3 separate regions of the Homo sapiens genome follow, and regions 2 and 3 are each linked to region 1. Evidence: chromatin loops called from intact Hi-C (ENCODE). Cell type or tissue: dorsolateral prefrontal cortex. All regions are shown on one strand.

The links. Peaks named below come from ENCODE experiments on the same cell type or tissue, not always from the same donor. Only the 100,000 strongest peaks of a DNase experiment are listed, where the experiment ranks them.
Region 2: it touches region 1 in a loop (2.8-fold over the local background); 6 of 110 quality-filtered maps call a loop at or near these places.
Region 3: a loop joins it to region 1, with 2.4 times the contacts of the local background. A loop is called at or near these places in 37 of 110 quality-filtered maps.

Annotation. Positions count from the first base shown.
Region 1 is chr7:5,236,277-5,244,276 of GRCh38, reverse strand. No RefSeq gene overlaps it. Among named protein-coding and RNA genes, the nearest start is that of SLC29A4, 43 kb to the left of the region's middle. RefSeq lists enhancers at 3,202-3,291, 3,765-4,059. In dorsolateral prefrontal cortex, CTCF peaks have their summits at 3,703 and 3,908 (motif pointing left); DNase peaks (open chromatin) are centred at 3,513, 3,846 and 6,656; H3K4me3 peaks cover 2,173 bases; H3K27ac peaks cover 2,020 bases.
Region 2 is chr7:5,675,410-5,683,409 of GRCh38, reverse strand. The region is part of intron 13 of RNF216 (ring finger protein 216); the gene reads left to right. RNF216-IT1 (RNF216 intronic transcript 1) reads left to right here and starts at 2,949. Exons shown (of 3, transcript NR_046834.1): 1 at 2,949-3,056. RefSeq lists enhancers at 705-754, 885-934, 2,888-2,947, 3,048-3,147. In dorsolateral prefrontal cortex, CTCF peaks have their summits at 5,025 and 5,225 (motif pointing right); DNase peaks (open chromatin) are centred at 3,129 and 5,229; H3K27ac peaks cover 4,759 bases.
Region 3 is chr7:5,362,133-5,370,132 of GRCh38, reverse strand. TNRC18 (trinucleotide repeat containing 18) reads left to right here. Exons shown (of 30, transcript NM_001080495.3): 12 at 7,308-7,483. Among named protein-coding and RNA genes, the nearest start is that of TNRC18-AS1, 53 kb to the left of the region's middle. In dorsolateral prefrontal cortex, a CTCF peak has its summit at 3,915 (motif pointing left); DNase peaks (open chromatin) are centred at 1,727, 2,280 and 3,952; H3K27ac peaks cover 4,627 bases.

The DNA.
Region 1 (8,000 bases):
ACAGGTGTAAGCCCCTGTGCCTGGCTAGAGACTGGTTTTTGTTGTTTTGTTGTTGTTGTTGTTTTTGAGACAGGGTCTCACTCTATCCCCCAGGTTGGAATGTGGTGGTGCGATCATAGCTCACTGCAGCCTTGATCGAGACCCTGGGCTCAAGTGATCCTCCCATCTCAGCCTCCCCAGTAGCTGGGACTACAGGTGCGTGCCACTATGCCCAGCTAGGGGCAGGGACAGTTTGTGAAAAGAGCCACTTGCTGCCATGTAGGACGAGCTCTCTCTCTCCGATGACCCCATCCAAATCCTTCTGGAGGACAGGGCCTGGGGAGGGACCCGTGCTCCGAAGCCCCAAAGCCCTCTCTGATGGAAACTGCCCAGTGATGGGCACAGCTCTACGTGTCTTCATCTTTCTAGGAGCCCAGAGGTTCTTCCAGATTTGGGGTGCCTCCTTAAGAGGGACCCCCAGAACACTGACACAGTCTGACCCCTGGAGTCAGGGGGTGGGGACAGGAGCTGATCCCTTGAACTTCCTCAAAAGGAGCAGAAAGCTGAAAATAACCAGAAAAGATGCTCCCCAGAGCCTTAAGCAAAGGAGCTCGTCTGAACAAATTGCGGGTTTTTCTCCTTTGCCGGCAACACGGCAGCCACAGCCCTCAGCCCTGCCTGCGGTGCCCACCTGAAGCAAACAGAGTGACTTTGCCAACCACAGTGACGTTCTGCATTGGTGTAGGTTTCAGGACAGAATGGAGCAGCCTGGGCGCTCCCACGAAGGTCAAGAAGGACATAAATGACAGAGCTGGCCAGCGGCCAGGACGCGGGGCCCATGGTGGGTTCTGGGGCAGTGGCCAGGGACCCTCCTGGGGGCCATTTGTCAGCACCAAGGAGGCTGCAGGGACCTGACTGCGAGTCTGTCAAGAAGAGGGCCGCAGGCAGCCTGGGGCATGGTGCCATGGTCTGGGCTTGGGGGTGGATGGTGGCCAATCCCAGAACGCATCTCTGCATCTCAGAAGGGGCCCAGGGAAGCCAGGGTGGGGTGGCTGAGGGTGGGGAGCTATGCAGATCCTGGCTCTTCAGACAAGGACAGCAGGGGCCTCCCCCGGCCCTGTTCCCTCAGCCTCTGCCAGGAGCAACTGAACCCTGTCCTGCCCTGTGCCACCAGCTGGGATGAGTTACCTTGCCCAGGAGAGTCTTCTATTTGGGGAGGGGTGTTTTGTGAGCAAAGTGCCCTGAAGCCAATGGGTCACTGTGCACACCATGAGGCGTTTCTTTCATTCTAAGGTGTCACTTAGTTACGGATTTCCAGGGGACAGGTGGCCAAATTAATGACCCTGGGCTGTGAAACACTCCAATTTTCTTTCTTTCTTTCTTTCTTTCTTTCTTTCTTTCTTTCTTTCTTTCTTTCTTGCTTGCTTGCTTGCTTGCTTGCTTTCTCTCTTTCTTTCCCTTCCTTCCTTCCTTTCTTTCTTTCTCTCTCTTTCCCTTCCTTCCTTTCTTTCTTTCTCTCTCTCTTTCTTTCCCTTCCTTCCTTTCTTTCTCTCTCTTTCTTTTCCTTCCTTCCTTCCTTCCTTCCTTTCTTTCTCTCTTTCTTTCCCTTCCTTCCTTCTTTCCTTCCTTCCTTTCTTTCATTCTTTCTTTCTTTCTCTCTCTCTTTCTTTTCCTTCCTTCCTTTCTTTCTATCTTTCTCTCTCTCTCTTTCTTTCCCTCCCTCCCTCCCTCCCTCTCTCTCTCTTTCTTTCTTTCTTTCTGACAGAGTCTCACTCTGTTACCCAGGCTGGAGTGTAGGGGTGCGATCTTAACTCGCTGCAATCTCCGCTTCCTGGGTTGAAGCGATTCTCGTGCCTCAGCCTCCTGAGTAGCTGGGAGTACAGGCACGCACCACCAAGCCTGGTTAATTTTTGTATTTTTTAAAGGAGACGGGGCTTTGCCATGTTGGCCAGGCTGGCCTCGAACTCCTGGCCTCGAATGATCCACCTGCCTTGGCCTTCCAAAGTGCTGGGATTACAGGCGTGAGCCACCGTGCCCCGCCCCTAACACTCCAATTTCATAAACACCACCACAGGGAAGGAATGGTCTTAGAATGAGTAGGTGGCTGCGTGTGGTGCCTCATGACTGTATTCCCAGCACTTTGGGAAACTGAGGTAGGAGGACTGCTTGAGCCCAGGAGTTTAAGACCAGCCTGGGCAATGTACCGAGAACCTGCCTCTACAAAAAGGCATAGTAGTGGGCACCAGGAGTCCCAGCTACTTGGGAGACTGAGGTGGGAGGATCACTTGAGCCCAGGAGGTTGAGGCTGCAGTGAGCTGTGATCCCACCACTGCACTCCAGCCTGGGTGACAGAGTGAGACCCGAACTCTAAAAGAAAAAAGAAAGAATGAGGCTGGGTGCAGCGGCTCATGCCTGTAATCCCAGCACTTTGGGAGGCCGAGGCAGGCGGATCACCTAAGGTCAGGAGTTCGAGACCAGCCTGGCCAACATGGCGAAACCTCATCTCTACTAAAAGTACAAAAATTACCCAGGCGTGGTGGCACGTGCCTGTAATCCCAGATACTCGGGAGGCTGAGGCAGGAGAATCGCTTGAACCTGGGAGGCGGAGGTTGCGGTGAGCTGAGATTGTACCACTGCACTCCAGCATGGGTGACAGAGTGAAACTCCATCTCAAAAAAAAAAAAAAAAAAGGAAGGAAGGAGGGAGGGAGGGAAGGAAGGAAGGGAGGGAAAAAAAAGAGAGAAAGGACCATGTATTGCCCAGGCAGAGCCTTATGGTTTACACTCACTGCTCTCGAACCTCACTCCCTGTACCTGCTGTTATCTCCGTGGGATGCAGGGAAGCCAAGGGCCTCTCTAGCACTTTCTCCATCCTGAGGTGCTGGGCAGCTCTCTCCTCAGGCTCTCTCGGGAGCTGTCTGTGCTTGGCCACCCTCCTTCCCCGGGGACATATCAGACTACACAGTGCCTGCTTCAGAGCAGACAGCGTTTGCTGGTGCGGGGTGTGTGTGTGTGTGTGTGTGTGTGTGTGCGCACGTGTCTATGTGTGTGTGTGTTGGGAGAGCCTCTGTCTGAAGGCTGAGGTCAGGAGCTCAGAGTCAAGCCGTCTGGGGGTGATGCTCCGGTCGCCCTCTCTAGATCTGACTGGCTTTTTCTTTTTCTTTCTTTCTTTTTTTTTTGACATGCACTCTCACTCTGTCGCCCAGGCTGGAGTGCAGTGGCGCGATCTCGGCTCACTGCAACGTCCGCCTCCCAGGTTCAAGTTAGTGTTCTGCCTCGGCCTCCTGAGTAGCTGGGATTACAGGCGCCCGCTACCATGCCCAGCTAATTTTTGTATTTTTAGTAGAGACGGGGTTTCACCATGTTGGCCAGGCTGGCCTCAAACTCCTGACCTCAGGTGATCCGCCTGTCTCAGCCTCCCAAAGTGCTGGGATTACAGACGTGAGCCACCTCGCCCGGCCTGACCGGCTTTATCGATTCACCATTTTAAATGGTGATGAATCGGCTCTCCCGCGGGGGAATGGCATGATTAGGAAACAGGTCGTTGAGAGGGGAGGGGTGGCCAATAAGAAGGCAGGCGGCCAGGAGGCCGTGGGGCTACAGACAGGGGAGGGAGCTGCCGCTGGAATGGAGTCCCACTGTGGCAAGGTCACCCTCTCCCCGGAGGGAGAGGCGCCCTCCGAGACCCACATTCATCCACAGGCGGTAACGAGAACAGAGTGAAATTCCCATTGTCGGAGGAAGCCAGGTTTCTCCACGGCCTCTGTTTGCCATTTTTGCATTGGGAGTTCATTCAAACTAGCACATTGGCGAAGCTCCCGGGTGCGACCGCCCAGCCCCCAAGGACACAGTCTGACCAGGGCACCCTCCCCCACAGCTCGCCAACCCACCAGCCCCGCAGATGTCTGCACAGTTGGGAGACTTCCACCACCTAGTGGCCGTGAAGAAAACCATCCACCCTCCTCAGAGCTCGGGGTTGGGAGGAGACTCAGGCGGCTCCTGAGGTCCTGATGGTCTATCCGTCTGTGTCTCGCAGCGTTAGGGTCCAGAGAAACACAGGAAAGGCAGGGCGGGGGCGGGGAGGGGTGCAGGGGAGCTCACCTGGCCCGGCCTGCCTCCCTTGTCTACCCAGCTTGCAGGGCCTCAGCAGCTCCAGGAGTCTGACAACAGCGCTCTGGGGAGGAAAATCTTACCAAGGAAGAGTTTGTAACTGTAGCATGCTTGTAAACTAGAATATTATTATTTTTTTTTTTGGTAGAGGCTGCGGCGGGTCTCAAACTGTTGCCCAGGCTGGTCTCGAACTCCTGGCCTCAAGTGATCTTCCTGTCTCAGCCTCCTGAGTAGCTGGGCATATCAGCCCACCTGGCTAATTTTTTTTTTTTTTTTTTTTTTTTTTTTTGAGCTGGAGTCTCGCTCTGTCGCCCAGGCTGGAGTGCAGTGGCGCGATCTCGGCTCACTGCAAGCTCCGCCTCCCGGGTTCACGCCATTCTCCTGGCTCAGCCTCCCGAGTAGCTGGGACTACAGGCGCCCGCCACCACGCCCGCCTAAGTTTTTGTATTTTTAGTAGAGAGGGGGTTTTACCGTGTTAGCTGGGATGGTCTTGATCTCCTGACCTTGTGATTCTCCTGCCTCGGCCTCCAAAGTGCTGGGATTACAGGCGTGACCCACCATGCCCGGCCACACCTGGCTAATTTTTTAATTTTTCGTAAAGACGGGGGTCTTGCTCTGTTGCCCAGGCTGGTCTTCAACTCCCAGCCTCAAGCAATCCTCTCACCTCGGGCTCTCAAAGTGCTGGGATTACAGGTGTGAGCCACTGTGCCTGGCCCCTAGGATACTATTTTATATTTCTAAAGATATCTGCATTATTTATTTATTTATTTATTTATTTTTGAGACAGAGTCTCACTCTGTCGTCCAGGCTGGAGTGCGGTGGCGCCATCTCGGCTCACTGCAACCTCCGCCTCCCGGGTTCAAGCGATTCTCCTGCCTCGGCCTCCCGAGTTGCTGGGATTACAGGCACGCGCCACCACGCTCAGCCAATTTTTTTATATTTTTAGTAGAGATGGGGTTTCACCACGTTGGCCAGGCTGGTCTCGAACTCCTGACCTTGTGATCTGCCTGCCTCGGCCTACCAAAGTGCTGCGATTCCAGGCGTGAGCCACCGCGCTCAGGCAATTTTTTGTATTTTTAGTAGAGACGGGGTTTCACCATTTTGGCCAGGCTGGTCTCGAACTCCTGACCTCGTGATCCGCCCGCATCAGCCTCCCGAAGTGCTGGGATTCCAGGCGGGACCCTCTGCGCCCACCGGGTGCTTGGCTTTAAAGGTGACTTGTCCTCCCGCCCACGCCATTCCTCAGAGTCACTGCAGGACTGAATGAATGGCGAGGGCAGGCGGGCAGGAGGCTCCAGGACTTCCTTCAGAGCCCGTTTCATTTTACTTAGGGCTTCTGCTAGTTAGTACCCGTGTGCTCTGGGATGCTGGTTTAAGCAGAAAATCCCAGCTGTTATTTCCAAAGCTGGTGGCGGAGTTTAGAAGTTTCTCGACTTAACATGCACCGTGCCTCCTCACACCGAGCGCAGATCCGCGCCCTGCAGACAGAGCTGTGCGCGCCAGGGAGCCAGTTCCCCAACCCTGCCGTTCTGCGGCCCTCGGTGGACTTCGGTCCGAACTCTCCCAGGTCCCCAGGCTCAGGCACAGGCTCAGCACTAAACGCACCAGGGAAGGTCAAGAGGAGGGCGCTGAGGGGACCTCCCCGAGGGAGAGGAAAGGCAGGGAAAAGTCTTCAGATTCCCTTGAGGAAAGGTGCTTCGCCGTCGCAGGGAGCCCAAGCACATTTCTGCGCTGACCCACTAAAAAGTAATGTCGCACAGGAAGAAAAAGCCACTTCTAAAAGCAGCAACAGGGCCGGGCGCAGTGGCTCACGCCCGTAATCTCAACACTTTGGGAGGTCGAGTCGGGTGGATCACCTGAGGTCAGGAGGTTTTTTTGTTTGTTTGTTTGTTTGTTTTTTGTGACAGAGTCTTGCTCTGTCGCCCAGCCTGGAGTGCAGTGGCGTGATCTTGGCTCACTGCAACCTCCGTCTCGCAGGTTCAAGTGATTCTTCTGCCTCAGCCTCCCGAGTAGCTGGGACTACAGGGGCGCACCACCAAGCCAGGCTAATTTTTTTTTCTTTTTTAGTAGAGACGGGGTTTCACCATATTGGCCAGGCTGGTCTCGAACTCCTGACCTCAGGTGATCCGCCCACTTCAGCCTCCCAAAGTGCTGGGATTACAGGCGTGAGCCACCGCGCCCGGCCGAGGCCAGGAGTTTGAGAACAGCCTTGGAAACATGGTGGAACCTCGTCTCTACAGAAACATGCAAAATTATCCAGGCTTGGTGGTGCGCACCTGTAATCCCAGCTACTCCAGAGGCTGAGGCAGGAGAACTGCTTGAACCTGAGAGGTGGAGGTTGCAGTGACCCAAGATCATGTCATTGCACTCCAGCCTGGGCTACAGAGCGAGACTCCCATCTCAAAGAAAAAAAAAATAAAATCAGAAGCAGAAGCTGTAACAGAAACAGAAATCAGCACAGGGAATAGTGGAGTCTTGTGTGTGTCCGAGGGATGACACGATGCTCAGCGTCTGCTCAGACAGACGGTGGCTGTGAGAAGCCCTGATGGGAGAGCTGCCAGCCTGGACAGCCGGCTGTGAAGACTCCACGCCAACCAACGTCCCGCAGGCCGCACGGAGATGGGCAGGACCGAAACACACAAGGCTTGGCCTTTGATGAAAAGGAACTCCCCAAGCCAGAAGGAAGTGTGTGATGAAGCAATTCAGCTCAGAGAAGGATGTGCTTCTAGAAGAATCGCCGCATCAGCACTATGTTTAAACTCACATGCTAATCCAAACATGGACCGGCAAGAACGCAGGCGGAACAGGTCCACCGTGTCCTGGCCCACGCACAAGCGGGCCAGCTGTTCCACCAACGCAATCATTCAGCTGCGGCGACACCCGGAGGGGCTCCCCTGTGTAATGCCCCCCACCCTGGGAGAGCTGGGTTTCTTTTTGTTTTCTTTTTTCTTTTTCTTTTTTTTTTTTTTGAGACGGAGGCTCACTCTGTCGCCAGGCTGGAGTGCAGTGGGCGATCTCGGCTTACTGCAAGCTCCACCTCCCGGGTTCAGGCCATTCTCCTGCCTCAGCCTCCCGAGTAGCTGAAACTACAGGCGCCTGCAACCACGCCCGGCTACTTTTTTGTATTTTTAGTAGAGACGGGGTTTCACCGTGTTAGCCAGGACTATCTCGATCTCCTGACCTCGTGATCCACCCGCCTCGGCCTCCCAAAGTGCTGGGATTACAGGTGTGAGCCACCACGCCTGGCCGAGTTGGGTTTCTTTAAAAGATTTTAGTCAGGCTTCTGGCATTTTGCTATAATATTCTAGGTAGAATTATAGGGCAATTTGGTACAAATTAGATGTTTAAGGCTGGGCTCGGTGGCTCATGCCTGTAATCCCAGTACTTCGGGAGGCCGAGGTGGGTGGATCACGAAGTCAGGAATTCGAGACCAGTCTGACCAACGTGGTGAAACCCCGTCTCTACTAAAAGTACAAAAATTAGCCTTGCGTGGTGGTGGGCACCTGTAATCCCAGCTACTCAGGAGGCTGAGGCAGGAGAATCGCTTGAACTTGGGAGGCAGAGGTTGCAGTGAGCTGAGATCGCACCACTGCACTCCAGCCTGGGTGACAGAGTGAGACTGTCTCAAAAACAAACCAAACAAACAAAAACAAATGAGATGTTCAGCCTGTGAGTAGGCAACAAAAAAATAGAACACAGGTTTTAATTTTAAGAGAGGGGGTCTTGCTATGTGGTCCAGACTGGCCTTGCCTCAAATTGCTGGTCTCAAGCGATCCTCCTGCCTTGGCCTCCCAAGAAGCTGGGATTATAGGTGTGAGCCACCACGTCCAATTCTTTAGCGTGTTATAAAATGCTGATAGCAATGGGCTTTCAGTCAGATTTGGTGGGGGAATGTAATCAGTATGTTCACCT
Region 2 (8,000 bases), 440 kb before region 1:
ACTGTTGCAGGAAAATAGAGTTGGAAGCTGCAGTGAGCCTCCAACTTGTGGATTGTACCACTGCACTCCAGCCTGGGTGACAAGAGACCCTGTCTCTTTAAAAATAAAACAAAATCCAGCAAGGTCTTTTGTTTCCCCTTTTTTTTTAATGAATAAACAAAGAGGCCAGGAGCTGCTAAGGGCTACATAGATTCCACTGGCCCTGTCTTCATTCCTTCTACCATGTGATGCTGCATTTCTAGCTTGTGGTCTGGTGTCTGTTTTTTGTTTGTTTGTTTGTTTTTACCATATAATTATAATCATTGCATACATACAGTGTTGTGCCCTGCGGTTTTGTTTTTTGTTTTTTAACTTAGCATGACATAGCACTTTCTGCATTCTTAAGGAGTTTGTGACCCCGTCATGGGAGGTTGTCATTCCATCACACAGATTTATGTTGGTTTACCTATGCTTGCTCCTGAGTTGGAAATGTAGAATTTTTTTCTGGTTTTGATGCTACATTAACGCAATGCAAAGCTTTATATGTAAAGCTTTTTCTTTTTTAGAATTATTCCTTAGAATAGATCCCTAGAGTAGGACTCTTGATTCCAAGAGAATCCATTTGCTTAAGACTCTTGGAGCACAGTTTCAAATTTCTTTCCAAAAGTGTTGCACATGATTATTCTAACTCTATTACATGCTACTTATTTAAAAGTAAAAATGTCAGCCGAGCGCAGAGGCTCACGCCGATATCCCAGCCCTTTGGGAGGCTGAGGTGGGTGGATCATTTGAGGTCAGGAGTTCAAGATCAGCCTGGCCAAAATGTTGAAACCCTGTCTCTACTAAAAATACAAAAATAGCCCGGCATGGTGGTGGGCACCTGTAGTCCCAGCTACTCGGGTGGCTGAGGCAGGAGAATCGCTTGAACCCAGGAAGCAGGGGTTGCAGTAAGACAAGACCGCGCCACTGCACTGCAGCCTGGGCAACAGAGTGAGACTGTCTCAAAAAAAAAAAAAAAGAAAAAAAATGAAAGTAAAACTGTCATCTCTCCTTTAGGCCAGAGATTGGCTGCTCCAAGCTAAGTAGTAACATGTGCTCCATGGCTGCCCTTTTAGAGGGACGGGTGTGAGGGTAACCTGGTCAAGTAGCCTCTGAGGTGATTCCAAAGGATTTCAGAACAAGATAGGGATTTTTGGAGTCTAGATTTGAGAAAAAGTCAGTGTGGGCTGGCACGTAGGTACAGAATCTGCCAACTTTGCAATTTAGAAAAGGGGAAAGAAAGCCAACGGTTTTTCCTAGCAGCGTGGGCCCGCATGGCCTCAGGTGCCTGTGTCTGCTGAGTGGACAGGTCTGCAAGCATTTCTCCATCATCCCCACCCTGAGAAGAGGCAGCAGCCGGCCACAGAAGTGGCACACACAGAGCCAGAGTGCCAGTGGGCTGTGACCCATTGTCTAAGGTTGCTGTGGCACAGGGAGATGGTCATCTTTGTAGCATTCTTTAGAAAACCACTGGGGGTTACCACCCTTAGGGGCTACACAGATCCCGTCTTCATGTTGAACTTGCTTTTGAATTTGGCCTTTTCACCTCCTATCCTCCTTTTCTGGGTGTTTCCCGTTTATGTAGTCAGGATTGAGGGATGGCTGTTGATGAGATGCCATGGCCAGTCAGTAAGCCGGAGTGTTGAAGCTGAGCAGTGTGGTTTCGCAGTGTGGTCTGGTAAGTTGCAACCAGTGAGGCTTGGGCCAACATACCAGACAGAAAACTATCCCCAGTTGAGGAATGGGACTCGTCCTTGACACTTCCTAAGCAAGAACAACATTGAAAGGTTGTCAGTGTGGTCAGTGGGTAGGGTTAATCAAGGAGGAGGAAGACACTGTCCTTGGTGCTACAGGTCCTGCCTAGCCCTAGAGGCTTGAGAACACCCCTTGGAATAAACTAGAGAGGGAGGCACACTGGGTCAGGGCTACAGATTTCCTCCCAGAAGCTTAGAAGCTGCTGGGGACTTGGTAATCCACAGTTGTTTCTGTGTAGCTATAAAATGTGACGTGTTTGGGGCCAAGGATGACTTTTCTCTTTCAGAATAAAGTTTGTATTTTTTCCTAAAACAGGTAAATGATGGGAGATGAAACCAGATGATAATTCAGATTCTGGCCCTAGGTAATTGCTTGGATTTCCTGAGGTAGGGAGGTTCCTACATTAGGCATAGTATGAGAAACATTTAGGGTGCTGCTAAAGGCCCAGGTGGCTCTTCAGTGTCTCTGAAGAACCACAAACGATTCAGGACTTGTCCAAATTATAAGCAAGAGGCTAGGCGTTCAAAGAGCCAGGGACAAGCTGTTGAGGTAAGAACACAGGAGCTGAGACCCCAGTGTGGGAAGGGTCTGGGGTATCTGCGGGGTATGGCTGGAGGCAGCAGCATGAGAGGGAGTGAGGGGTGGGATGGCCTGAAGTCCAGGCTCTCCGCCATGGCCCAGCCAGAGGGGATCTAGGCTGGGTTTTGGACCCAGATAGGAGTGGGTTAGATGTGAGGTGCATTTTGGAGGCGGAACAGAAAGGACAAGCTGGAATGAGTGGGGGTAAAGAGAAAGGAGGAATTGGGTTTTGTTGCATGAGCAGCCAGTGGGTGGCTGTGTCCTTCAGGGATACAGGGGAGCCCAGGGGCCAGAAGTGGTGCTTCAGACATCTTTTGTCTGGGGTGCCTTTTAGATATCCAAGTAGAAGTGTTGAGTGCTGGGCGCGGTGGCTCACACCTGTAATCCCAGCACTTTGGGAGGCCGAGTCGGGCAGATCACAAGGTCAGGAGATCGAGACCATCCTGGCCAACATGGTGAAACCCCGTCTCTAGTAAAATACAAAAAAAATTAGCTGAGCATGGTGGTGCGCGCCTGTAGTCCCAGCTACTCAGGAGGCTGAAGCAGGGGAATCGCTTGAACCCGGGAGGTAGAGATTGCAGTGAGCCGAGATCGCACCACTGCTCTCCAGGCTGGCGACAGGGCAAGACTCCGTCTCAACAACAACAAAAAAAGAAGTGTTGAGTAACCAGTGAGCTGACAAGCCCACCACGTGGAGGACTCGGGTAGGAGACTTGGGCTTGGGGGAGTGGATCGCATTCTATGATGACAGAGCTAGCTGGGGGCAGGGCGGGGGACAAAGGAACCACTTCCCTGTTGGACCTTGAAGGCTGCATTAGAGCATGAAGAGACTTCCGGAAGAGGACACAGAGTGTTAAAGTAGAGGGGAGCGTGTGTTTCCAGGGCGAGCTCTGAGGAGGCTGGAAGCTTCAGGGCCAGCTCGTGGGGGAGATGTCCCTTGTGTGAAGAACGTGGACTTCTTCCTGATTGCAGCAGGAAGTCTATCCATGGTCATTAAACAGGGTAGTGAAATGATCAGATTTAGCTTGTCACATGATTATTCTGGTAGCAGAGGACTGAGGATGTAATGATCCCAGCAAGAGACTCCCAGGACCCTAAGGGACTCGCTGTGCATACAGGGTCCCTATTGTGTTTCTTAAAGCCGACTGTGGAGCCGCCTGGCTCACCTGCCCAGGGACTCTGGCCGCTTAGCAGAAAGGCGGGTGAGGGACCTGGAGGAGCATGATAGTCTCTCCTGCTGAGGGTCTAAAGATGCTCATTCCCACAGGGCCAGTTGTTAGAAATGCAGGCACTCACACAGATACGCTCTTCTCTCAGTGGTGCCTGCCTTTCTTTTTTTGTTTAATTGTTCCTTGCAGTAGCACATTCCATGGGAGATTCCATGACAGGGCTATTCTCTCGATTTCAGTGGTTTTGATTTTGTGTCTGTTGTCATAGCGCCTGGAGCTAAGCCTTATCAAATAATTGCACATCTGGTGATCACTTAGGCTTCCAGAAATGTGAGGCAGGGAGGACCCTCAAGGGACTCTGGTCAGCACTCCTACTGCTGAGAGGCTTCACCGCATTCCCCCAGACTCACCAACAGCCTCGTTACACTTGTTACGGTGTGTGTGCACCAGTGCGCTCAGCGCCTGCATCCTCACAACCCAGCCCCTTGTGAGGCTGGCCGGACCACAGCTTGCCCTGTTCTGCACCATTCTAGGGCTGAAGGATTTGCCCAAAATATGTCACTAGATGGTGACAAACAGGCCCTTAGTCCAGTGCCTTTAGCAGGGGCTGGCTGGAGCAGCATGGCCATGTTCAGATGCCTGTCCCACCACTTGTTAGCTGTGTGCACCGCCCCCCCGCCACCGCACCACCACCACCCCTACCCGAGGGTGACAGGATCCTCCTGAAAAGTCTGTTAGGAGGATTAAATGACTTGATAACTAAGATGTTTCATCCATAAGCACTCAATAAATGGTAGCTGCTGCTGTTATTCATTCCACTGTATCTAATCTCTGTACTCTTAAATTTTACAACTTTACTCAATAACTTTTAAAATATTCTACACTTGTGGCTCCCATAAATTTCCTCTTTGCTCTATTGAGGCCATTTCTAGTCCCTGTGTGATCAGGGTTATTGGAGAGCAACTGATAAACCAGCCATGCTCCCCACTTCCTCTCTAGGAGCTCGGCCTCCTCAGCTTGTCTGCAGACCTTTGCCTCTTAATTTATCCAGTCCAGCTCTCATGTCTTCCCTGATGAAGTGGAGTCGAGAAATCTGCTCCGTCACCTTCTGTGTGAGGAGCAGCCTCTGCAGCTTGTCCCACTGCTGTAGCTCTCACAGTGCAGGGTTTCCTGGAAGCGTGCTTGGAGGGTAGCAGGCCCAGGAGGCACAGTTGTGACTGGAGCCATGGCAGAGCAGCAGTTGATATTTGTCACTACGAGTGCCGGCCTCCTTATAAGCACTCCTTTTATAGATAGGGAAGCTGAAGCTGGGAGAGGTGAGGTCACTCACCTGAGGTCACTTTAGTAAGTAGCCATGGTGGACTACTCAGGCGGGCCCAGAGCCATTTTCCTGACCACCAGGTCATGTGGGGACGCCAGGTGGCATGAATCTCTGAATCTCATTTTTCTCTGCGCTTGGGGAGGTGGTAACGTAGGTCAGTCCTTGGCGATGGTTAGTTCCCTGCCCAGGGCCTGTCAGCCTTAACATTCTTCTGATCCTGTTTATGAAACGCAGGTAATATATTGACATTGCAGAAGCTCAGAGAACATAATTGAAAGTCTTGTAGATGGCAGTAAAATGGGAAGATTTTTCAGACTGGTTTTCTTATTGGTCTGGTGAGGAGCTAAAAGTTACAGCAGGCGGTCAGCAGAGGGCCCCAGAGCCTCAGAAGTAAACCTAGATTTGGGCACATGCCTGAGTATTGGCAAATTTATGTAGCCGGGGCCCTTTGGCTCCACAGTGGGGCGTCAGGCATTGGAGTGCACATCTCTGAACTGGGAGGAAACCTCAGTACCACCAAGACGAAGACAGGTGTGTAGGAGAAGGTAGAATACCAAGAACAGTCGCAAAATCTGGTTACCCCCTGGAAAGATCACTGTGGTCTTACTGCTCCAGTTAAGAGTGTGGGTGTGTAATAACAGGGCTGGGGCTGTGTATGTAAACCAGGAACCTGGAAGAGAGCAAAGAGCTGTTTTTCTAGCTCCCTTACATTCCAGTATCCTCCTTCCCCTGATTCTACTGGATTCTGATTTAGTTACTCTAATGGTCTCTGCATAGACAACCCTTCCCCTTGGGCAGACTCTGATTCCTAGGATTTCCTGAGCAACACTCCCAGGACTCTGCACAGGAAGTGGAGAATGAGGTCAGGCCAGGACTGGAAGGGGATTCACCTACTCTCATAGCGATTGAATGGTAATTCCAGACCTGTTCTTAGTCAGTTCTTTCCAATCTGAGGATGCTAACACAAATATAAAAGACAGACAAATGGTTAAGCCCAAAGTGCTTAGGATGGTCCCTTTGTAAGGGTTTGCCATTATTATAATTTACCAGAAGCCATATAAGTGGCCTTTCGATATGGCTTGGATCTTTTATTTCATTTTTTCTTCTAGTTTTCCTTTTTGTTTTCCTTTTATAGAGGAAAGCCTGAGAAAATGGCAAGAAAACCAAAAGAATATGGTTCTGTGATTAGTAGTCCAGTCTTACAATGGAGATAATTTACCTAGTGCCCACCTTTAGTGAACGCAGATGGCATTGCCCAGACCACCCATACAGTAGAGCATGTAACATCCAGAAGCAAAAGACAACAGCAGATAGCGACTCCTTGGCTGATGTTGCAGAAGCACGTGCTGAGCAGTCTCTAAATCACATGTGTTTGCTCTAAAATTAACACCTGGACAAATTAGAATTAATGCCATTAGAAAATGAAATCACTTCTGTTTTCCACACTATGTAAACCATACGTCAGAGTGCCCTAAAAACAAGGGAGATGTATGTGGTCTGTAGTGGTATTTCTCTTAGGTCAGGCCACTAGTTAGTTCTCTTACGAGGTTCGTTTCATGTGGTTGGTGGGTTTTGGTTTGGTTTGGCTTTTAAGGAACAATAACCCTTCCCTATGGGAAATAATGGGCCTTGGATGAGGTTATGTCCAGTGTTCACTGGTCCCATTTTGAAGTGCCCCAGCTGGATGCACACCTGGTCATAGACCCAGGGCCAGCCTTGAATCTAGCCTGGGACAATGACCAGAGAGGAAGTGCTTGGAACCTGAGTCCAGTGGCTTTTCTGTGTCGTGGCTCAGGTTGCACTGTATGTTTAGGAGTTTTCTTTCTCTCCCAGTTGTTAGGCCGGAAATGCCATTATTCCTTAAGAATAGGGGCATAGGGGGCCCAGACTTTTCAGCCGGAAGCTGCTCCTCCCAATTGTGTGTGTATTCCCCTGTGGTGCCCCTCTAATGTCCAGGTATCTTTTGTGTGCCAGGAGCCCCATGAGAGCTGTGTTGGTCACACAGCCAGGCAGACAGGACGGACGGGAGACTGTGAGGAAGCAGAGGCCACTGGCTTGGCCTGAGTACTCAATGCAGGTGCAGCTCGGTGGGGTTCCCCAGCGACAGTTCTCACAGATGGGGCTTGACTTGGTTCAGAATCATACTTTTTGCAACTGCCGTCAGCACTTTTAAGGGCAGCTTTGTTTTGTGTTAAAAGTTTGCATAAAATTATAAGGTATATAGCTGGAGAGAAAGAAATTTCTTTGGCATGGAAAGAACTTGAGGCTGGCCGCGGTGGTCAATGCCTCCCACTTTGGGAGGCCAAGGCGGGCCGATCACTTGAGACCAGGAGTTCAAGATCAGCCTGACCAACATGGCAAAACCCTATCTCTCCTAAAAATACAAAAAAATTAGCCGGGCCTGGTGGCATATGCCTGTAGTCCCAGCTACTTGGAAGGCTGAGACGAGAATCACTTGAACCTGGGAGACGAAGGTTACAGTGAGCCGAGATCGCGTTGCACTCTAGCCTGGGCAACAGAGCAAGACTCTGTCTCAAAAAAAAAAAGAAAAAAGAAGAGGGCCAGGCGCAGTAGCTCACGCCTGTAATCCCAGCACTTTGGAAGGCTGAGGTGGGCGGATCATCTGAGGTCAGGAGTTCAAGACCAGCCTGACCAACATAGAGAAACCCCGTCTCTACTAAAAATACAAAATTAGCCAGGCATGGTGGTGCATGCCTGTAATCCCAGCTACTCAGGAGGCTGAGGCAGGAGAATCTCTTGAACCCAGGAGGCGGAGGTTTCAGTGAGCTGAGATCGCACCATTGCGTTACAGCCTGGGCAACAAGAGCGAAACTCCACCTCAAAAAAAAAAAAGAATTTGAATAGAGTTAGCGCTATAGGCTTCATGACCTTGCTCCTTTGTTCGTTTGTTTGTTTGTTTGTTTGTTTTGAGAGGGTCTTGCTCTGTCACCCAGGCTGGAGCGCAGTGATGTGATCCTAGCTCACTGCAGCCCGACCTCCTGGGCTCAAGCAATCCCCCTGCCTCAGCCTCCTGAGTAGCTGGGACTGTAAGTGGGCACCACTACACTCAGCTAATTTTTTTAAATTTATTTTTCGTAGAGGGTGTCTTGCTTTGTTGTCCAGGCTTGTCTCAAACTCCTGGCCTCAAGTGATCTTCC
Region 3 (8,000 bases), 130 kb before region 1:
TGTTGCCCAGTCTGGTCTCAAACTCCTGGACTCAAGTGATTTTGCCCACCTTGACCTCCCAAAGTGCTGGGATTATAGGTGTGAGTCGCTCGCTGTGCCCGGCCTCTTAAACATTTTTTTATAAGATTTTTAAATTATGAAAAACCCGGAATATGGTTTATTCATATTAATTTTTTAAAAAATTGTGGTTAAGATACACATAACAAAATGTTCCATCTCGAGCATTTTTAAGCGTCCTGTTGAGTGAGTGGCATGTTAAGTGTGTTTGCACTGTGCAGCCAGTCTGTAGGTTTCCTGGTGGTGAAATTTCTCATTCTATTGATGGTGTGTTTTAGCAGGATTTCTTGGGTTGCAAGGAACAGAAACTCTCATTTAAATTGGTTTAGGCAGGAGAGAATTAATTGGCTCTTGGAACTGAAGTCCGGCAGTAATTAGGTAATTTCAGGTATGGCTGGATCTAGGTGTTCAAGCCAAGAAACCAAGTCTTTCTTTTCCTACACAGGCCCTTCCCTAGTCTCTCTCTCTCTGTGTCCCCGTCTCCTTCCCTCCTTCCCTCCTTCCCTCTTGCTGTTCGACTTTTCTCTCTGTTGGCCTCATTCAAGGCCGACTTACTGTCCTCACTGGGGTGGGGGGTGGTCTGTCAGTTCCTCCCAGGTCCCTGGGCCTGCTCAGCAGCCTTCCGAAAGAGGCCACCTCTTTCTTGCTAGCTTTGGCAAAAACACTGAGATTCATTCTCAAGGGCTGACTGCGGTTCATGCTTTGTTGTTGTTGTTTTTCTTTTTTTGAGCCATAGTCTCCCTCTATCACCCAGGCTGGTGTGCAGTGGTGTCATCTCGGCTCACTGCAGCCTCCGCCCTCCCGGGTTCAAGTGATTCTCCTACTTCAGCCTCCCAGGTAGCTGGGATTACAGGCATGTGCCACCATGCCTGGCTAATTGTTGTATTTTTAGTAGAGATGGGGTTTTGCCATGTTGGCCAGGCTGGTCTCGAACTCCCGACCTCAAGTGACCCGCCTGCCTTGGCCTCCCAAAGTGCTGGGATTACAGGTGTGAGCCACCGCTCCCAGCCTCGGTTCATGCTTTTTGCGGGCATCAAACTGAGTTCTGGGACATGGGCTGCGCTGATCATTACCTGTCCTTTGATCTGGGATGTGTTGCCTCTGGGGTGTAGGGAAGGGGGAGGGTAGTTCTCAAAGAGAATGGGATGCCTTCAGCAGAAAGGGCACTGAATGCTGGGCCAGACACAGAATGACTGATGTTCAGCATGGAAAACTGGGCCTAGAACTGGTTTGGAGGAAGGGCCGGGGCAACACCCGTTGAAGAGATGATATCCCTGCCAGTGTTTTAGTATATTTCCTCTAGAACACACATACACATATTTACTTCTCAAATTAAGATCTTTTTGTAAATAGTGTTCTGTAACCTGCCCTGCCCTTTTCACTTAAATTTTTTTTTTTTTTTTTTTTTTTTGAGACAGAGTCTCACTCTGTCACCCAGGCTGGAGTGCAGTGGTGCCATCTCGGCTCACTGCAACTTCCGCCTCCCAGGTTCAAGCGATTTTTCCTGCCTCAGCCTCCTGAGTACCTGGGATTACAGGCACGCACCACCATGCCTGGCTATCTTTTTGTATTTTTAGTGGAGATGGGGTTTCACCATGTTGGCCAGGCTGGTCTCGTACTCCTGACCTCAAGTGATCCACCCGCCTTGGCCACCCAAAGTGCTGGGATTACAGGCGTGAGCCACCGCGCCCGGACACTTTACTTAAAATGTTCTTTATTAAACATTTTTCAAAGCTGTGGGTTTTTTAATTTTTTTTTTTTTTTTACAAAAAGTAGAGATGGGGTTTCGCCATGTTGGCCAGGCTGGTCGCGAACTCTTGAACTCAAGTGATTTTCCCACCTTGGACTCCCAAATTGCTGGGATTACAAGCGTGAGCACCCGGCTTAAAGCTGTGGTTTTTAAAAAATCATTGTTTTAGGGACTGCCCAACTTTCTGCCTGGTGGTGGCCCTGGCCCTTGATGACCCAGTCTTAGATGGTCAGGCATTTTCGTCTGCTTTAAAACAAAGTTGTTTTTTTTTTTTCTCCGTTGCAAATAACATGATGGTTATCCTTGAAGAAAAAAAAACTTTGTCCGTATCTCTGATTTGCCTGGGATTGTATGCCCAGAGGTAGAACTGTTGGGTCCAAACAAGGCCACATTTTTCAAGGCTTTGTGACTGTCATGGTCAGATGGCCCTCAAGGAAGCCTGGAGAAGCCACGCTGCCATTGGCCTGTGTGAGCAACGCCCCCCTCCCCACTGGGAGGCACTTGTCCTAAAGTTCATTGCTGCTTTTCTCTCACGAAAATAGTTCAATAGAAACTTTTTTTTTTTTTTGGGTAGAAGAAAATCAAAATTCCCTTGGTTGGCCAGGCACGGTGGCACACGCCTGTAATCCCAGCATTTTGGGAGGCCGAGGCGGGCAGATCATCTGAGGTCAGGAGTTCGAGACCAGCCTGGCCAACATGGTGAAACCCCATCTCTACTAAAAATACAAAAATTAGCTGGGCGTGGTGGCGGGCACCTGTAATCCCAGCTACTCGGGAGGCTGAGGCAGGAAAATCACTTGAACCTGGGAGGCGGAGGTTGCAGTGAGCCGAGATGGTACCACTGCCCTCCAGCCTGGGCAACAAGAGTGGAACTCCATCTCAAAAAAAAAACAAAAAACAAAAAACATTCCCTTGGTCTTCCCACCTGGTACTGGTTTTGTTTTTGTTTTTAATTATTTCTGGGACAGAATCTCCCTCTGTTGCCCAGGCTGGAGTGCAGTGGTGTGATCTCCGCTCACTGCAAGCTCTGCCTCCTGGGTTCAGGTGATTCTCCTGCCTCAGCTTCCCAAGTAGCTGGGATTACAGGCACATGCTACCACATCCAGCTAATTTTTGTATTTTTAGTAGAGACGGGGTTTCCCCATGTTGGCCATGCTGGTCTTGAACTCCTGGCCTCAAGTGATCCGCCCGCCTCAGCCTCCCAAAGTGCTGGGATTACAAGTGTAAGTCACTGCACCCAGCCCAGAATTCTCCACCCTATTAGGACACCAGCCTTACGGAATGAAGGCCCACTGTCATGACTTGAACTTGACCACCTCTGCAAACGCCCTGTCTCCCACAGAGGTCACCTAATGAGGTTACTAGGGGTTAGGATTCTCGCATATTAAATTAGTGGGGACACGACTGAACCCATCACCACTGGCCTAGAGGTCACTTGGGCGTCCCTTGCCTGATCAGTTAAGAGCTTAGGGATAATAGGTTTGTGGGAGGGTGAAGGAGGTGACAGAGTTGTACCTTGGTCCCCTCTTGGAGAACAGAACAGCCCTCCATCCTTACCTGACATTGTAGACTCTTAAGTCTCGCAGGACCTCGAGGCGGGGGTATGGGGTGGGTGAGATGGTTTCAATCTAACATCAACCTTTGGGAGCTGATCAGGTTTGCGGCTTTGTGGCCTCAGTTTCCCTAAAGATATAAGAAGAGCGGCCAGCCGCGGTGGCTCACGCCTGGAATCCCAGCACTTTGGGAGGCCAAGGCAGGCGGATCACTTGAGGTCAGGAATTTGAGACCAGCCTGGCCAACATGGGGAAACCCCATCTCTACTAAAAATAAAAAAATTAGCTGGGTGTGGTGACACATACCTGTAGTCCCAGCTACTCAGGGGACTGAGGCAGAATTGCTTGAATCCAGGAGGCGAAGGTTGCATGAGCCAAGATTGGTCACTGCACTCCAGCCTGGGCGACAGAGTGAGATTCTGTCTCACAAAAAAAAAAAAAAAAAAAAAAAAAAGATATAAGAAGAGCAAAACAAGCATTCTCAACTAGGGATGATTTTGTCCCCCCAGGGGACATTGGCAACCACATTTTTGGTTGTCACAGCTTGGGGGGAGCACTACTGCCATCTAGTGGGTAAAGGCAGGGACTCAGCAAGACACCCTACAGTGAAGGCAGAGGACAAGCCCCCAGCAGAGATGCGAATGAATAGTGAAATGTGAATAGTGCCAAGGAAGAGAAGCTCCCCCTCAGCAGCATCATTAGTCATGTCTGTCTCTGGAACTTTGCACACTGCCAATAGAGAATATGGTTTTCGGCTCACCGCAGTCTCCGCCTCCCAGGTTCAAGCGACTCTCCTGCCTCAGCCTCCTGAGTAGCTGGCATTATAGGCATGCGCCACCAGGCCCGGCTAGTTTTTTGTATTTTTAGTAGAGATAGGGTTTCTCCATGTTGGTCAGGCTGGTCTCGAACTCCTGACCTCAGGTGATCCGCCCGCCTCGGCCTCCCAAAATGCTGGGATTACAGACGTGAGCCACCACACCCAGCCAAAAATTGGTATTTTAGATCACAAAGAAAATGTCAGCCGGGCATGGTGGCTCACGTCTGCAATCCCAGTACTTTGGGAGGCTGCGGCAGAAGGACTGCTTGTGCCCAGGAGTTTAAGACCCGCCCGGGCAACATGGCGAGACCCCATGTGCATTAAAAAAATGAAATGTCAATTGAAAAATTATAATAGAACTCATTTAAATTTGGTAGAGACTAAAGCAAGATCTCTGTGGTTGGAGCACCCTTCCTGGAGGGTAGGGGGAGTATTTATCAGAGAACTGCACACACCTGGTCATATTCATCACACTGGTGAGGCTCTTCCTGTCACACGTGTCCCAGCTATGTGCCCATGTGCTCCTATTACAAAAAGATAGGAGGCCGGACACGGTGGCTCACGCCTGTAATCTCAGCACTTTGGGAGGCTGAGGCGGGAGGATCACTTGAGCCCAGGAGTTCAAGACCAGCCTGGGAAACATAGCAAGACCCCATCTCTACAAAAAAATACAAAAACTAGCTGGGTGTGACGGCATGTGCCTGTGGTCCCAGCTACTCAGGAGGCTGAGGCAGGGTGATTGCTTGAGCCTGGCAGCTTGAGGCTGTGGTGACGTGTGATGGTGAACTCCAGCCAGGGTGGGGGACAGAGTGAGACCCTATCTTGAAAAGACAGGAAACAATCTAAATGCCATCAATGGGAGATGACTTAGATGAATCAAAACTCATCAATTCAAGAGTGTTCTAGGCTGCCCTTCCGCCCCCGCCCCCCCACATGATTCTGCGTAGGCTCCTTTGCACGTTTGGCCATTTAAAATTGCTGGCATTCTAGTGTTTTTGACCTTTAGAGATGGCAGTTTTTATAAGGTCCAAGCTCATAATGAGGAGGTAGATGTTTGCTTTGTGCTAATATGAGAAAAGACATTAAGCAGAAAAAAAGCAAAATGTGATACAGTATGTACTGATTGAGATCTTTTTTTTTTTTTTTTTTTTCCTGAGACAGCCTCCCTCTGTTGCCCAGGCTGGGGTACAGTGGGGCTATCATGCCTCCCCGCAACCTCTGCCTCCTGGGTTCAAGCGATTCTGGTGCCTCAGCCTCCCAAGTAGCTGGGATTACAGGTGGTCACCACCATGCCCAGCTAATTTCTGTATTTTTAGTAGAGAGGGGGTTTTACCATGTTGGCTAGGCTGGTTTCAGACTCCTGGCCTCAAGCCATCCACCCGCCTCGGCCTCCCAAAGTGCTGGGATTACAGGCATGAGCCACCGTGCCCAGCCTGAGATCGTGTGTGTGTGTGTGTGTGTGTGTGTGTGTGTGTGTGTGTGTGTGTGTGTGTTTTCTTTGAGACAGGCTCGCTCTGTTGCCCAGGCTGGAGTGCAGTGGTGTGATCATGGCTTACTGCAGTCTCAACTTCCTGGGTTCAAGTGATCTTCTTGCCTCAGCCTCCCGAGTAGCTGGGACTACAGGCACCCAGTTTACATTTATATTTTATTTAATTTTGTTTTTGAGCTGGAGTCTCGCTGTGTTGCCCAGGTTGGAGTGGCTCAATCTCAGCTCACTGCAACTTCTGCCTCCTGAGTTTAAGCAGTTCTTATGCCTCAACCCCCGAATAGCTGGGACTACAGGTGCTTGTTACCATGCCCAGCTAATTTTTGAATTTTTAGTAGAGACAGGGTTTCACCATGTTGGCCAGACTGGTCTCAAAACTGCTCACCTCAAATTATCCACCTGCCTTGGCAACCCAAAGTGTTGGGATTACAGGCGTGAGCCACTGCACCCGGCTTATTTTTATATTTTAAAGGATGCCCGTGGATGTCGTGTGCATTTGAATATGCATAATCATTTCTGGAACTGTCTACTGGAAACTGCACCCACAGTAGCCTCCCGAGGGAGGGACCTGTGTGTTGGAGGAGGAAGGAAGCGGGCTGTCTTTTTTTTTTACACCTTTCTGCTTGGTTTGTGTTTTTCATCCTGGGCTTTTTTCTGATTATAAGAGCTATGCATATTCACTATGGAAAAATGCACGTACAAATAAGTGGAAGGAGAGCCGTACTGCTGGAAAGAACCCTTCGGTCTTTGGAGGCCCTCCCTCTGGAGGCTTATGCTGTGCCTAGCCTGTACTCTGTGAATAGAGCACAGGACCCTGTGCCAGGCGTGCTGCCTTCTCTCCTGTTCGATTGATTGATTGATTGATTGAGATGGAGTCTCCCTCTGTCACCCAGGCTGGAGTGCAGTGGCGCCATCTCGGCTTACTGCAAGCTCCGCCTCCCAGGTTCTCGCCATTCTCCTGCTTCAGCCTCCCGAGTAGCTGGGGCTACAGGCGCCCGCCACCACACCCGGCTAATTTTTTTGTATTTTTTAGTAGAGATGGGATTTCACCGTGTTAGCCAGGATGGTCTCCATCTCCTGACCTCATGATCTGCCCGCCTCGGCCTCCCAAAGTGCTGGGATTACAGGCGTGAGCCACCACGCCTGGCCTATTTATTTATTTTTTTTGAGATGGAGTCTTGCTCTGTTGCTCAGGCTGGCATGCGGTGGTGCAAACTCAGCTCACTGCAACCTCTGCCTCCCGGGTTCAAGTGGTTCTCCCGCCTTAGTCTCCCGAGTAGCTGGGATTCCAGGCGTGTGCCACTACACCCGGCTAGTTTTTGTTATTTTTAGTAGAGGTGGGGTTTCACTGTTTCACCATGTTGGCTAGGCTGGTCTTGAACTCCCGACCTAAGGTGATCTGCCCGCCTCAGCCACCCAAAGTGCTGGGATTACAGGCGTGAGCCACCATGCCTGGCCTTCTCCCCGTTCTTGTTTAGAGATGCTCAGGACTTCCGGCATGTCACAAAGGCCTCTGTCTACTCAGCACCTTGGGGGATGGGCACGTGTGGCCTGGGGCCTGCGCTTGCTTTGGGCCTCGGCATCCCCGTTTGGGGTTGGGGAAGGGGTGGCAGCAGCGCCCTGTTACCTACCTCCTGTCCACAGGTGCGGAGCGGGCCCTGGTGGCGCGGCCCTCCCTGGAGAGTCTGCTGGCAGCTGGCAGCCACATGCTGAGGGAGGTGCTGGATGGGCCCGTGGTGGACCCACTCAAGAACCTGCGGCTCCCGCGGGAGCTGAAGCCCAACAAGAAGTACAGCTGGATGCGCAAGAAGGAGGAGCGGGTGAGCGGCTGGCTGCTTCCTCCCTGGGGTCCGCGGGGGAGGCTGGGTGGGAGGCCCCTCTGTGGAGGTGCCCTACTGCCTGGGGCGTGGCTGGCTTTGGCGCCAGAGAGGCCTGAGCTACGTTCAGCTCCTTGTGCTGATGTGCTGTGTGGTCCCAGTCAAGTGGTTGCCCTTCTCGGGGACTCAGTTTACCTGTCTGCTAGCATGTCAGGCTCATCACACAGGTCGCGGTGTGATCCACTGGAAACAGAGTAGCCCAGGGTCACATGTAGCTCTGGCCTTAGGTGCCCACGGGGCCTGGGGCTGCAGCATCCCCTTGCTGAGCCTTCCGTTTATAAATGACACAGTGGCCCTCACTGATGGAGCAGGTGTCACACGCAAGCACTGTGCTTCAGGCATGACATCTAATTGAGCACTGCCACAGCCCCGCAGAGCCAGCACAGGGTCCCTTGCATACGATGAGGCCATGGCCACAGTCAGGAGGTGGCAGCGGTGGGACTCGAGCCCCAGCTCCCAG